Regions from separate parts of the Homo sapiens genome. Here regions 2 and 3 are each linked to region 1. A link is a contact called in ENCODE Hi-C data. All regions are on one chromosome and are shown on one strand. Each heading gives the region's core, a stretch centred on a gene start or an enhancer-like site at or near the end of the contact. The rest is flanking DNA. Distances are from core to core; before and after follow the strand shown.

The links. Hi-C counts contacts between places; a loop is a spot of excess contacts on that map. Pooled maps may share reads with other maps.
Region 2: a loop to region 1 is called in a map of IMR-90, with 36 times the contacts of the local background. The contact joins the enhancer-like site here to the promoter of CEMIP in region 1. A Hi-C loop is called at or near these places in 3 of 168 maps with a recorded cell type or tissue (HCT116, IMR-90 and chondrocyte) and 9 of 50 pooled maps.
Region 3: a loop to region 1 is called in a map of chondrocyte, with 3 times the contacts of the local background. The contact joins the promoter of ST20 here to the promoter of CEMIP in region 1. A Hi-C loop is called at or near these places in 1 of 168 maps with a recorded cell type or tissue (chondrocyte).

What each region holds. Positions count from the first base shown.
Region 1 is chr15:80,777,892-80,781,587 of GRCh38, reverse strand. It overlaps CEMIP (cell migration inducing hyaluronidase 1), which reads right to left and starts at 2,218. Exons shown (of 30, transcript NM_001293298.2): 1 at 1,974-2,218. RefSeq lists an enhancer at 1,191-1,696 and a silencer at 2,317-2,596.
Region 2 is chr15:80,241,326-80,245,068 of GRCh38, reverse strand. The region is part of intron 1 of CTXND1 (cortexin domain containing 1); the gene reads left to right. Among named protein-coding and RNA genes, the nearest start is that of CTXND1, 9.0 kb to the left of the region's middle. RefSeq lists an enhancer at 2,510-3,053. Within about 2 kb of position 2,001, at least 3 of the 41 ENCODE cell types and tissues checked have a DNase peak (open chromatin) inside an H3K27ac peak, as active enhancers do.
Region 3 is chr15:79,921,636-79,925,001 of GRCh38, reverse strand. ST20 (suppressor of tumorigenicity 20) reads left to right here and starts at 1,250. Exons shown (of 3, transcript NR_037653.2): 1 at 1,250-1,550. It overlaps ST20-MTHFS (ST20-MTHFS readthrough), which reads left to right and starts at 1,910. Exons shown (of 4, transcript NM_001199760.2): 1 at 1,910-1,963. ST20-AS1 (ST20 antisense RNA 1) reads right to left here and starts at 2,231. Exons shown (of 1, transcript NR_028330.1): 1 at 148-2,231. RefSeq lists enhancers at 11-671, 873-922, 1,353-1,532 and silencers at 1,063-1,212, 1,833-1,882, 1,893-1,962, 1,983-2,092.

The sequences.
Region 1 (3,696 bases), core at 969-3,468:
TCTTGTAATTTTAAAATAAAGGAAGATACACACTTCAGTATGGGTGGAAATGACAAAAAGAGCCCCATCCAGTGTCGTTTCTTACCAGAGAAGGGAGATCTTTAATTTGGTGCACAGATTAAACCCTACAGGTTTTTCCACCCTGTTTCAAGTGACCAACTTGAAAAGTCATCTACTGGGCTAAAAAGGAGCCTTTGGAAATTGCTTTAAGAAAGTCATGGGCTTTGAACAAAACTATTAGGATCAGAAAACCGCATAGTTGCTTTTGCAAATGCATCCGATTGCCTTCTCTATAAATTTGCTCTATTTGATTTCTTCTCCATTCTATCATTAATCGTAAAACTAATATATCCTCCCAATCCCATATGTACTAAATAAATAATTTAATTTGATGGAACACATGAACTTGTGCCCTACACAGAAAACAGTTTGAGCTGGATCCCTAATTATGTCTGGCGTAATTGTATCTGGCATTATCTCACTGCCTGGGTCGGATTCTCAGGGGCCATACTTTCCTAACAGCTCTGAGGGGTCTCCGTGGTGTCATAGAAAAGCCAGAGAACCACAGAGTGCCCCCGGGAGGTCCTGCAGAACTGCCGGCTCAGCTAGGACCTGGTCACAAACCACAGACTCCTGAGGGCTGGGCTGCCTCCTGAGTGGTAATACCGAGGGCCCCAGCGGACTCTCAGTCCCTTTCCTCTTTCCCAGCGCCCCAACGCCTTGGGTCTGGGAAGAAAGCGCACGACTTCCCCGGAGACCCAGGGCCACAGACCCCGAGTGGAGGAAGTGGCTGGGAGCTGTCCATGGTGGCGTCGCGCCTGGGCACGCAGAGCCGCCGGCTCCCCGCCCTCGGGCGCGCCCTGGATCACTTTCCAGACCGCAGGGATGGAGAGACGCGCTCCCCGGCTCACCGTCCCTGGTATGGGGCTGCAGCCAGGCACTGGCTCACACATCAGAAGATTAGTTTTTAAAGGGAGCTCTCACCTGTGGGTAGCGTTGGCTGCTTGGAGAAGGACTCAGGACCTCAAACCCGGCAGCTGGCGGAACTCCTGGGACTGCCGTAGCGTCCGACCCTTGGGGAACAGCGGCTGTCGCAGAGAGTGTCTGCGGCTGAGGACCCAGGGCGCACAGCGCTCCTCTCTCATGAGCACACGCATCCCTTGGGGTCCATTCCAGAATGTCACTGGCCTTCGTTCCCAGAGCGGCGAGCTGGAGACCTGGCCAGCGTTCTGCCAGGACTCTCTGCCTTTCCTCACAACCTAACGCGACCTTTCTTGGAGCCGACGTCCTTTGCCAGGGACCACCAGACCTTCTTCCAGCGATGCCACGTTTGGAGTCTCAGTCTAAACATCAGCAGAGCCCCCCGGGTTCATCTAACATTGCAATTGCCTCAGCTCGGCCCCGCGCCAGCGCGTCGCTGGGTGCCTAGCGCTGTCCCGGAGGCACTGGGAGGCGAGGGAAACTGGGAGGAAGAGCGTGCTGAGGCAGGAGCAGCAGGGCGCAGACCTGTTGCTAGGCGCACGCCCGCTAGAGCTCGGCGTGAGCTGGCTCCCAGTCGGCAGGACACCGAGACCTGACCCTTGTGGTACTCCCTCCTCGGCGAGACACTCTCCCGGGCGCAAGCCCCCGGTGCCATTCAGAAGGGGGAAAATCTACGGAAAGCAGGAGTCTGCCCCCTCTGGATGCCCTCTGGGGACTCCAGCGCCCCCCGGCACCTGCAGCTTGTAAAGCATCACAAGATCTCAGAGAAATCCCACAGAGGACAGTGCCAAGAGCGTGTGCCCATCAACAGACGCATGGACAAACAGACAGATAGAGGTAGACTGCACAGCACAGGGTGGACAGACAAACAGAAACTGAGGCGGGTAACGTTTACCCTGTGCCGGGTGGAGGCGCGGGCCCCCACTTCTTACCTCTCTTCCGTGGCATGGGCCGTCAGCTCATCCCTGACGCCCCCAGCCAGGCCCTCTTACCTCTGGGTCTGTAGCCGAGACAGTGTCACGCCTCGCGGGCCAGGAGCGCAGCGGCCCCGGACGTCTGGTCGCTGACCGCCAGGCGCCGCGAGCTCCCGGGGCGTGGGCAAGCGGAGTGGTAGCTAGTCTGGGAAATCTGGGTTCAGACCCTGGCCGCGCTCAGCCCCGCTGGCTCCCCGCGCCGCTTGCGCTCGCCAGGCTCTGTCCGATAGCACCGCGCTGGGCTCTGCTTGAGCGCTAGCTCCCCGGCCCTCAGCCGAGAGGCCGCTTTTATAGCCACTTTTACTGACTCCTCCCCCGAGGAGCCCCTGACGCCCGCGCGGCACCGAAGCTCCCTCCCTCGCCCCCCGATGAAACTTCCCTCCACGCGCCCCCGCCTTGCCCAAGTGGGGCGGGGGCCCTGTGCCCGGGCCGGACCGGGGCGGGCTCTGGCGGCGGCTCTGGGAGACGCAGACCTGAGCCCGCGGAGCCCGGGTGCGCAGAGTCCCGCCCGCAGCAGCCAGGTGAGGGCGCTGGAGGCCAGGACTCGGTGGAGCGGCCGCGGCGGACCGCGGAGAGCAAGTCCCCGGGCCTCCAAGGAGCCAGGGTCGCCCGTGCCCCGCTCGCGCCCCGGGGCGCCCTCCGAGGCAAAGAGGCAGTGGAGGACAGGAGAAAAGGTCTGCGCCTGCCACAGAATCGCCGCGAGTCGGGGTCCCAGGCTAAGTCTCAGGATCTCTTTTTAACTCAGCAGCAAAAGAGTAGCCCGAGAAAGAGATTTTGGTATTGGCCTAGCAGTTAATCCGAGAGGAAGATGCTTGGGTGTTCACTGAAAGGCACCTTGGTTTGAAACTGGATTCAGACATGCCAGTTACAACTGTGTACAGGATCTTAACCCCTCCCAGTCTCAGTTTCCTCATCAGGAAAATGGGTTCTGTGATGCTTCCTCACTAGAATGGTGAGGCTTAAATGAGATCAGGAAAGTCCAAGTTCTAAGCACATAATAGGTGCTTGGTAAGTTAGAAACATTCCCTGTGGGTAGGAGGGCTCTGTGCCTCTTTAACTGGACAGGCCAAAGTTCTGAAGGGTCAAAGCAAGAAGGTGCGGCTGGTCTAGACATTCCCTCGCGGGAGGAAACAGTACCAGTAGGAAAAGTTCATCACAACACATCCCTAGGGCATATGGAGTCTCCTCTCAACTCTGCCGCTAACCTACTGTGTGACCAGGGCCAGCTACTTCCCCTGTCTGAGCCTCAGGGTGGTTTTTTTGCAGGGAGGTGAGGAGTGTTTGTTTTTCTTGTTTTGTTTTAATCTGTAAAATGAGGGCGTTGATACCTGCTCTCTGCCTCTTCCACCTTTCAGAGTGTGACTCAGCCCCCTTTCCTGGTTAGCAGAGGCCTCCTAGAATATACATTTCTTTCTTCCTTCCTGCCAGTGTTCTCTGAGAACCAGCTCCTCAGGCAAGGTCTCCATTCTGTGTAGTACACACTAGCTCCGGGACTCTAGGTCTGGACTTTAAGGCCAGGCTGTGGTCGGCAGAAGCTGTGGAAGTCTGTGATCACATCTGGGCTGAAGCAGAAGCCTTTGTCACCTGGTTAAACTGGGAAGTCCTGCAATCCACCTCTAGGCCTCTTCCAGAAAGCGGAACTTGATCCTTACTGGGGGTGGTGGTCAGGATTCTCAGCCCTTCTTTGATTTATTGGGAAGTAATGAACTGGATCCAATGGCAAGCCCTCCTCCCCAACCTT
Region 2 (3,743 bases), core at 752-3,251, 540 kb after region 1:
ACTCTGTGAGGCTGGTACCCTAATCCTCACCCCTATTTTACCCATGAGAAGTCCAAGGCACAAATTGGTGAATGAATTCACCCAAGTCATGTTGCTGATAAATGGGATTTGGGCTGAGATTCAAAACCCAAGGACTAGCTCCAGGCCCAACTCTCAACCCTTACACTCAGTTCCAGCTCACTGGAGGCTGTTGGAATGCAGATGAGATGATGAGATTGTGTACCTGATAGTGCTTTATATGGTTTAAGGTGCCGACGGTGTTAGGGGGCTGAACTTGCCCTTCTCTGTGGGAAAGATCTAGCCCACAGGGTCACAGACCAGCAGCATCAGCATCCTCAGGAAACTTATTAGAAACACAATTTCTAGTCATTTGTGTCTTCTTTGCCTCAACCACAGAGGGCAGTGTCTGGGGCTGATTCACTCTTTCTTGCAGCCAGAACTATACAAAGCCACCCAAGTCCTTGCTGACGGGTTCACCCTGCACCACTCTGGTGTGAGGCCTTCTGCACAGACTCAAAGGAAACTCTGCCTGATCTTCAATCAGAGAGCTCCTTTACTTTTTCCAAACTAGAGATCTCATCACATGTTGCACATCCCCCTGGAAGAATGGAGTCCAGCCAGTGACGCACCTGAGGAGCTCAGCCTCCCATGACCAACCCTGTGTTGGGCTGTGCCTCCTCGTGGTTCAATTTTTCAAGAATAATGTAAGGATCATTATAGCTTCAGCTGACTTTGATACATCCTTTGACAGCATATCCCTCACTGTCCTGAACATGGGCTTTGCACATAAATTTTCAGACCTCATCTGTTCATTTAAATCTCACTTGCTAGGCTCAGAGGAAAGAAGGCATTAGCAGAGTATAAGTAGGATTACTTACGTTCAGCAGAAAACAAGCAGACAGTTTCAAGGACTCTAAAGAGAGAAAGGTAATAACAATGGCTTGGTTGATCTTCCCATTTCCCACCTCCTTGGTGAGCAGGATGGGAAAAGTCAATCTTCCCTCCATGGATGCAGAGATGCAGGAGATGGAGGAGATGGGCAGGATGGCTGAGCCCTGGGCTCCACAGTGGACTTCAGCAGAGCCTGACTGCTTGTTGCCTTCCAGATGGCCCAGAGCATCATACTCCTCCAACATCCCCTGGTCTCCTCCCAGGAGCTGTTAACACAGCTCTTTCCACTTATTCAAAATGCTCTTCCATGTTGACTACACCATCTAAGCTGGTAGCCCCAAAAGAAGGGGTGTCATTGCTCCATTATCATGAGAAGGGTACAGAGACTCAACGACTGAAGGGACTCATCTCACTGTGACTGGTGGACTAAGTCCAATGTGAGACAGCCACATCTGCACACTCTGTCTGCCTCATCTCTCTGGCTCTCAGCTGGGAGGCATCATTTACCCTTGGGGTACAAGGAGAAAGATGGCTTTGCATCTGAATTTTGCAGGAAGAAAGGAGGGAAAATGACGATGGTAAATAATCTGGATTCTCTTAGTGTGTTGCTACCTGCCTAGCCCTAGAAAATAACTCTGACCTCTTGTCCAAGGCATCTGCTATAGCTACTGGGACACCACCCTGTGAAGACTCTACCATTGCAAGGTTCTACCTGCCCCCACCTCTCACCACTCACCCCGTGAGTGGCCGTCATGCCTTCCCTTTTAGGGCTCTTGGGGCCTGACCCAGAGAATATGCTAAGGTGACAACTGGCAAAGGGAGTTCCCTGTGCAGGAAAGTATCTTAATGCCCATTAGAGTAGCCACTGCCTAATGTACAGCTTACACCATACCCCAGGCTTGGTAGGTATAACTTGGGAATGTAACTTTGTGTTCACCAGCCTGGGATGGCTTAACACAGCCCTCAACAACTAGGCCCTGTAGGAGACCCTGAGACTCCCAAAGCTGGGCCTGGCTGGCAGCACTGACTGGCATCTGTTCTGGGTGGCAGGTCAAGGGAACCGGGCAGATGCACTTGGCACGGCTTCCTTCCTGAATGAAGAGGAGGTAGTTCAAAGGAATCAGAGGGTTGGCAGACCGAAGCTGCAGCTCATGTGGTCACAGATCAAGTCTTTCACAAATCCAAGCCTCCTGACCTGCCTGTGCAACAAAGTTTGGAAATTCTAACTCACAGCCTACTTCTTTAAAGCCACACATGCATGAGATGGTAAAATCAGATGCCTCCAGGGGCTGGGCAGATGACATCAATGACCAAAGCTGGCTGGGTCTGAGCCATAGGGAGTGGTGGAGGCTGTGAAAAACCAACTCCATGAGCAGTGTAAAGGGGACTCTGGCAGCTCAGCTCCACCTGCACATTGTAGGGCAGAAAGGCAGCCCCAGTGTAGCCAATCTTCCAAAAGCAGAAATCCTGAATTTTATGTGAAATTCTCCAAGGGCCAACTTTTTCAAGGTAAAACAAAATTAAACATAAAGCCAGTCTGCAGCCCAAACATAGCATAGCTTTGCCCCGATCTACCAGAGGGCCCCGTGTTGTGACCTGGGATTTACAGGCTCCTCCCTCGGCATTGACTAGTGAGGCATTGTTCATGCAAATTTGCAAACTCCAGGGGAGGTGGAACTTGTTTCAAACACAGTCCCCTGTGATACCCCAATCTAGAAAACAGATAATTCAGAGCCATTCTGGTTGAGGAGGCGCCAGACGGGGCCATATCTCTGCCTCCCCTTCCTGCCCAGCATGCCTGAAAGGCTTCCACGTTGTTTAACTTCTTGCCCGGGCTCACAGGAGCCCCCTTGCGGGCCAGGAGAGTTTCTGCAGATTTCAAAGACATCTAACTTGCCATCAAGTCCTGAAAGCACAGAGTGGACACCTGGGGTGCAGGAACTCGTTTTAGGGCCTCTCCTCTCCTTCCTGCCTTTCAACATAGGGGACGGTCACTCAGAGTGACCACGATGCAGGTCAAAGTGCAGCCTCTCTGTCTCTCTTAGGGTGTCTCTCTCAACCTACATAACATAGAATAAAGAGACTCAGTTTCTCTTCTATAAAACAGGAATGTCCTGTCCAGACCAGGTAGCCTCTCTGAGCCTCGGTCTCCTCATCTATAAAACAGGAATGCTCACTGCTCTGCCCACCTCACAAGGATGTTATTGGAGTGAAAAAGTGGGATACGGACATGAAAGTGTTTTGGAAGGTGAAGTCAGGCAGGGGAAAGGGCTTATCATTTTGCATATGTGGGTTTTTCTATGGGTGGGATGGGAAGAATTGGACTTTGGTATTTCTGCTTCTCTTTCTTCAATCTGCACTAGGCAGGTTTCCAGGAAATTGTGCTGTGGGTGGAAGGGAGGGTAGGCCAACGAGCAGCTGTTTCCCCCAAGGGCCAGTGCGCCTGACTTCCGTGGGCACCTGGGGTCTCTACAGTCATGAGGCCCCGTTCCATCATCTCAGCTCTGTGGGGGAGGGTGGAACGCAGAGCTGAGCTTGCTGTCCTCACTGTGCATGGTTACTGAGCACCCACCCTGCCCTGCAGAGCAAAGCAAAGGAGAATGGGGGCCCCTGCCCTCATGGCAGCTGAAGCCCTTACATGTCTGAGCATGTTTCTGATGCCAAGAGGCATCAGAAACCCAAAAGGGGGTCCTCAGTTCAGATCATAGCAGGTGATACTTGAAGGTCGTCCTGAAAGATTTCCTAGGGGCCGTGGGCTCTCGACATAGAAAGGTCTGTTGAACAAAGTCATGAAAAGGGGAAAAGTTCCTATTTCATTTGAGAAGCCCAGCGTTTGGAGAATAATATATGAG
Region 3 (3,366 bases), core at 1-2,500, 860 kb after region 1:
AGCCAAAGCAGCGCACAATTGACATCTGAAGCCCAATGAATGTGATCAAAACAAAGCACTTAAATTTTGTTTGGATTTGCTGCCACTAGTACACATCGTAAAGGCAGATTTTCACACTCATACAATTTTCTGCATTCTTCAGTATCTGTCAGCGTGTTCAAATACTTTTAATACACAACTTTTAATACACAAGACACACTTTGGAAAACTTTTTCCGAAGAAAATGATCCAAAGAGCAGAATGTGAGTCAATAAACGGAGAAAGGCAAGCAGCGGTTTTCCATCTTCTGCGCCAGTGTGCTGTAAACTTTTAAGTCCGGAAAACTATGTTTTAACCGATGAGATAATGCCTTTCAAAGTGATTAGCACGACCGGGCGCGCGGTGGCTGACGCCAGTAATCCCAGCACTTTTGAGTGGCTGAGGTGAGCGGATCACCCTGAGGTCAGGGTCGAGACCAGCCTGGCCAAAATGGCGAAACCCCGTCTCTACTAAAATACAAAAATCAGCGAGGCGTGGTGGCGCCCGCCTGTAATCCCAGTTACTCGGGAGGCTGAGGCAGGAGAATCGCTTTAAACCGGGAGGCGGAGGTTGCAGAGCCAAGATCGGGCCATTGCACTCCAGCCTCGGTGACAAAATATAATAATAATAAAATTAAAAAGGGCTTAGCATAGTATCTGGCCAGTAAGAAGAAATTATGATTATTATTTTGACCTTAGACCTCTCTTAACTGTCTGAAATTCGGGTTTCTTAAAGGACACAGGCGGTCTCTGAGGCTCCCGCCAGCGGAAACAATCTCCCATTAAAATAGGCATCGGTTAAATATTTGCTGAACAAAGTAAACTACGTCTCCCCGAATCCCATTGAGCGCCTACTCGAGATCCGGACCGGAGCCGGGCAGGACGGGCCCGTCGGTCCCACACGCCGTATAAGTGGGTGGAGAATACCCCACACGCCCAGACCAATAGGCGGGGTGAACGAGGACCGTGTTCACCAACTCAGCCCGGCTCGCGGAATGCCTTCTGTTCGCCTCCGGGCTTGCAGTGGCTTTCCGTCGCAGGTCAGGCCGCGTTCCACTTCCGCCGGCAGTCCAGACACGCCCCTCCGGGTCCAATCCCCGCCCCTCACACACCTGGCCCCGCCCCGTCGGGAGCTCGGCGGTCCTCTCTGCGCTAGGTCTTCTTAGCGCCCGACGGGGCCACGCCCATCCCCGACGCTCTGAGGTCACCTACAGGGCCGACCCTCGGTGGGCGGAGGGACGGAGGGAAGATGGCTGCAGAGACCGGATATTGGCGCTGCCTCCCCGAATCCCGGACCTGCGCTGAGGAGGCGGTTCATCTGTGGCCAGCGGTGCTTCGGGACCCGCGCTGGGGGAACCCTGGCGACGGGGCCTGGCCCTGCTATATGCGGGGGCCTCGGCTGGAGTGAGCGGCGTGGACGCCTCTTTCCTCCGGCTCTTCCCTTGTTGCTGCGAGAGCGAGAGGGCCGCGGGCGGCGGAGGCAGCGGGGCCGGGATGGAGGACGTTAACTCTAACGTGAACGCGGACCAGGAGGTGCGGAAGCTGCAGGTGCCGGTGAAGAAGCTGGGGAAGCAGCACGAACAGCCGAGGAGCCGCTCGCGCTGTGCTGGGCCCCGGCTCCATCGCGGTTCGCCGGCTCCTCCACTCCCTCCTACGGCGCGGGGTCCCCTCGGGGCTTCCCCTTGGGTCTCAGCGCAAAGTCGGGCGGCGGGGCCGGATGGACCCGAGGCGGACGAATAACGAGGAGCTGCGAGACGCCACCTTCTTGCTGGCGGCGGGGGAGGGCGGCTTGCTAGACGACCTGGAGCGTCTGTCAGGCTAGGAGGAGGGGGAGGAGAGCTGGTGAGCGCCGGGCGCCGGGCGGGGCTGGGCGGGGACGCCCCGGTGGCGGAGGACGTCCCGGAGGATCCCTCTGGTCGGGCGCCTGGCTTTGTGTAGCCAGCCAGGTCCGCTCTCGGCGGGTACTCGTGGTCTTGCTCTGGCAGAGGGGAGGTCAGTTGGAGTTGGGGGTTCGAGGCTTGCAAGTACAGGGCTTGTAGCTCCTTCTCTGGATTGTGGACCCTCTGGGTGCTGGGCCCTATTGGGGTTGGTGGGTTGGTTGGATCCAGAAGGGCTGTTCGCCGTGGGGAGGAGTCGGAGGTGGGAAACTGCTTTGTAGGCAGGGATTCTGCTTTGTATAGGAGACCAGCTTTCGGATGCTGGTCTGGGCATTTTGGATGTTGGGGAGGGGTTTGGCTTGATGAGGTATCACCAAGTTCGGGGGGTGCAGACCAAAGTCGCCGACGTCTATGCAGCGGTTGGTGTTTGGGATCAATTTCTAGCGTGGATGGGGAGACCATGTGGATCAGCACTCCCCTTTAGGTAGTGGGGTAAAGCTTGCTCTGTGTGAAGAGGTCAGAGGATGGTGGTGTTTTGTGTGAAGAATCAAGGGTGAAACAAGAGCCCTGGCTCTGATATTTTAAAACAAGAATTGAGTCTGGCATTTTGCAGAGCTCTGAATTGACATTTATCACATCTATCCTTCATTTCCATGTCCTCCTATGGGCAGAAAAGAGTCCTATTTTAATACCTAAACCAAAGCTGTATTGTCATAAGCCACTTCTTGATGAAATTGTGACACACACCTTAATATCACTTTCATAAATAGGAAATGGGAGGCTTTTCTCCTCATTTTATTATAAAGATGTCTGTGGGAAATTCTCTTAATTCATCCTCTTTAAAATTTTACCTTTTAGCTAAAATGTCTCTGTTGAAATTCAAATTTCTAACTTAGTGAAATCGAAATCATTCATAGACTGTAGTATTGCAGGGCTCGAACTGTGCAGTGTTCTGAGGTAGTTAAGAGCTTTGCTGGATTCAGGCCCTGGGTTTGCCCAGGCCTGTATGACCTTGAGCAAGTTATTCTGAGCTTCACTTTCTTCCTCTATGATGGAGAAAATAATGATAGCACTTACCTCTATAGAGTTATGAAAATTTAGTAAGATAATCCATGTATGCATTTAGCACTGTTGAGATCTTGGCTTACTGCAAGCTCCGCCTCCTGGGTTCACACCGTTCTCCTGCCTCAGCCTCCCGAGTAGTTGGGACTACAGGCACTGGCCACCACTCCCTGCTAATTTTTTGTTTTCGTATTTTTAGAAGAGACGGGTTTCACCGTGTTAGCCAGGATGGCCTCGATCTGACCTCGTGATCCTCCCGCCTCGGCCTTCCAAAGAGCTGGGATTACAGGCATGAGCCACCATGCCCAGCCTATTACTCTTAAGCCTAGTTATTTAAATCAAACATTTAGTGAGCTCTTACATGATGTTATAGGAGACTCTGAAGATTCTCAACTGTTGATTCCTGTTCA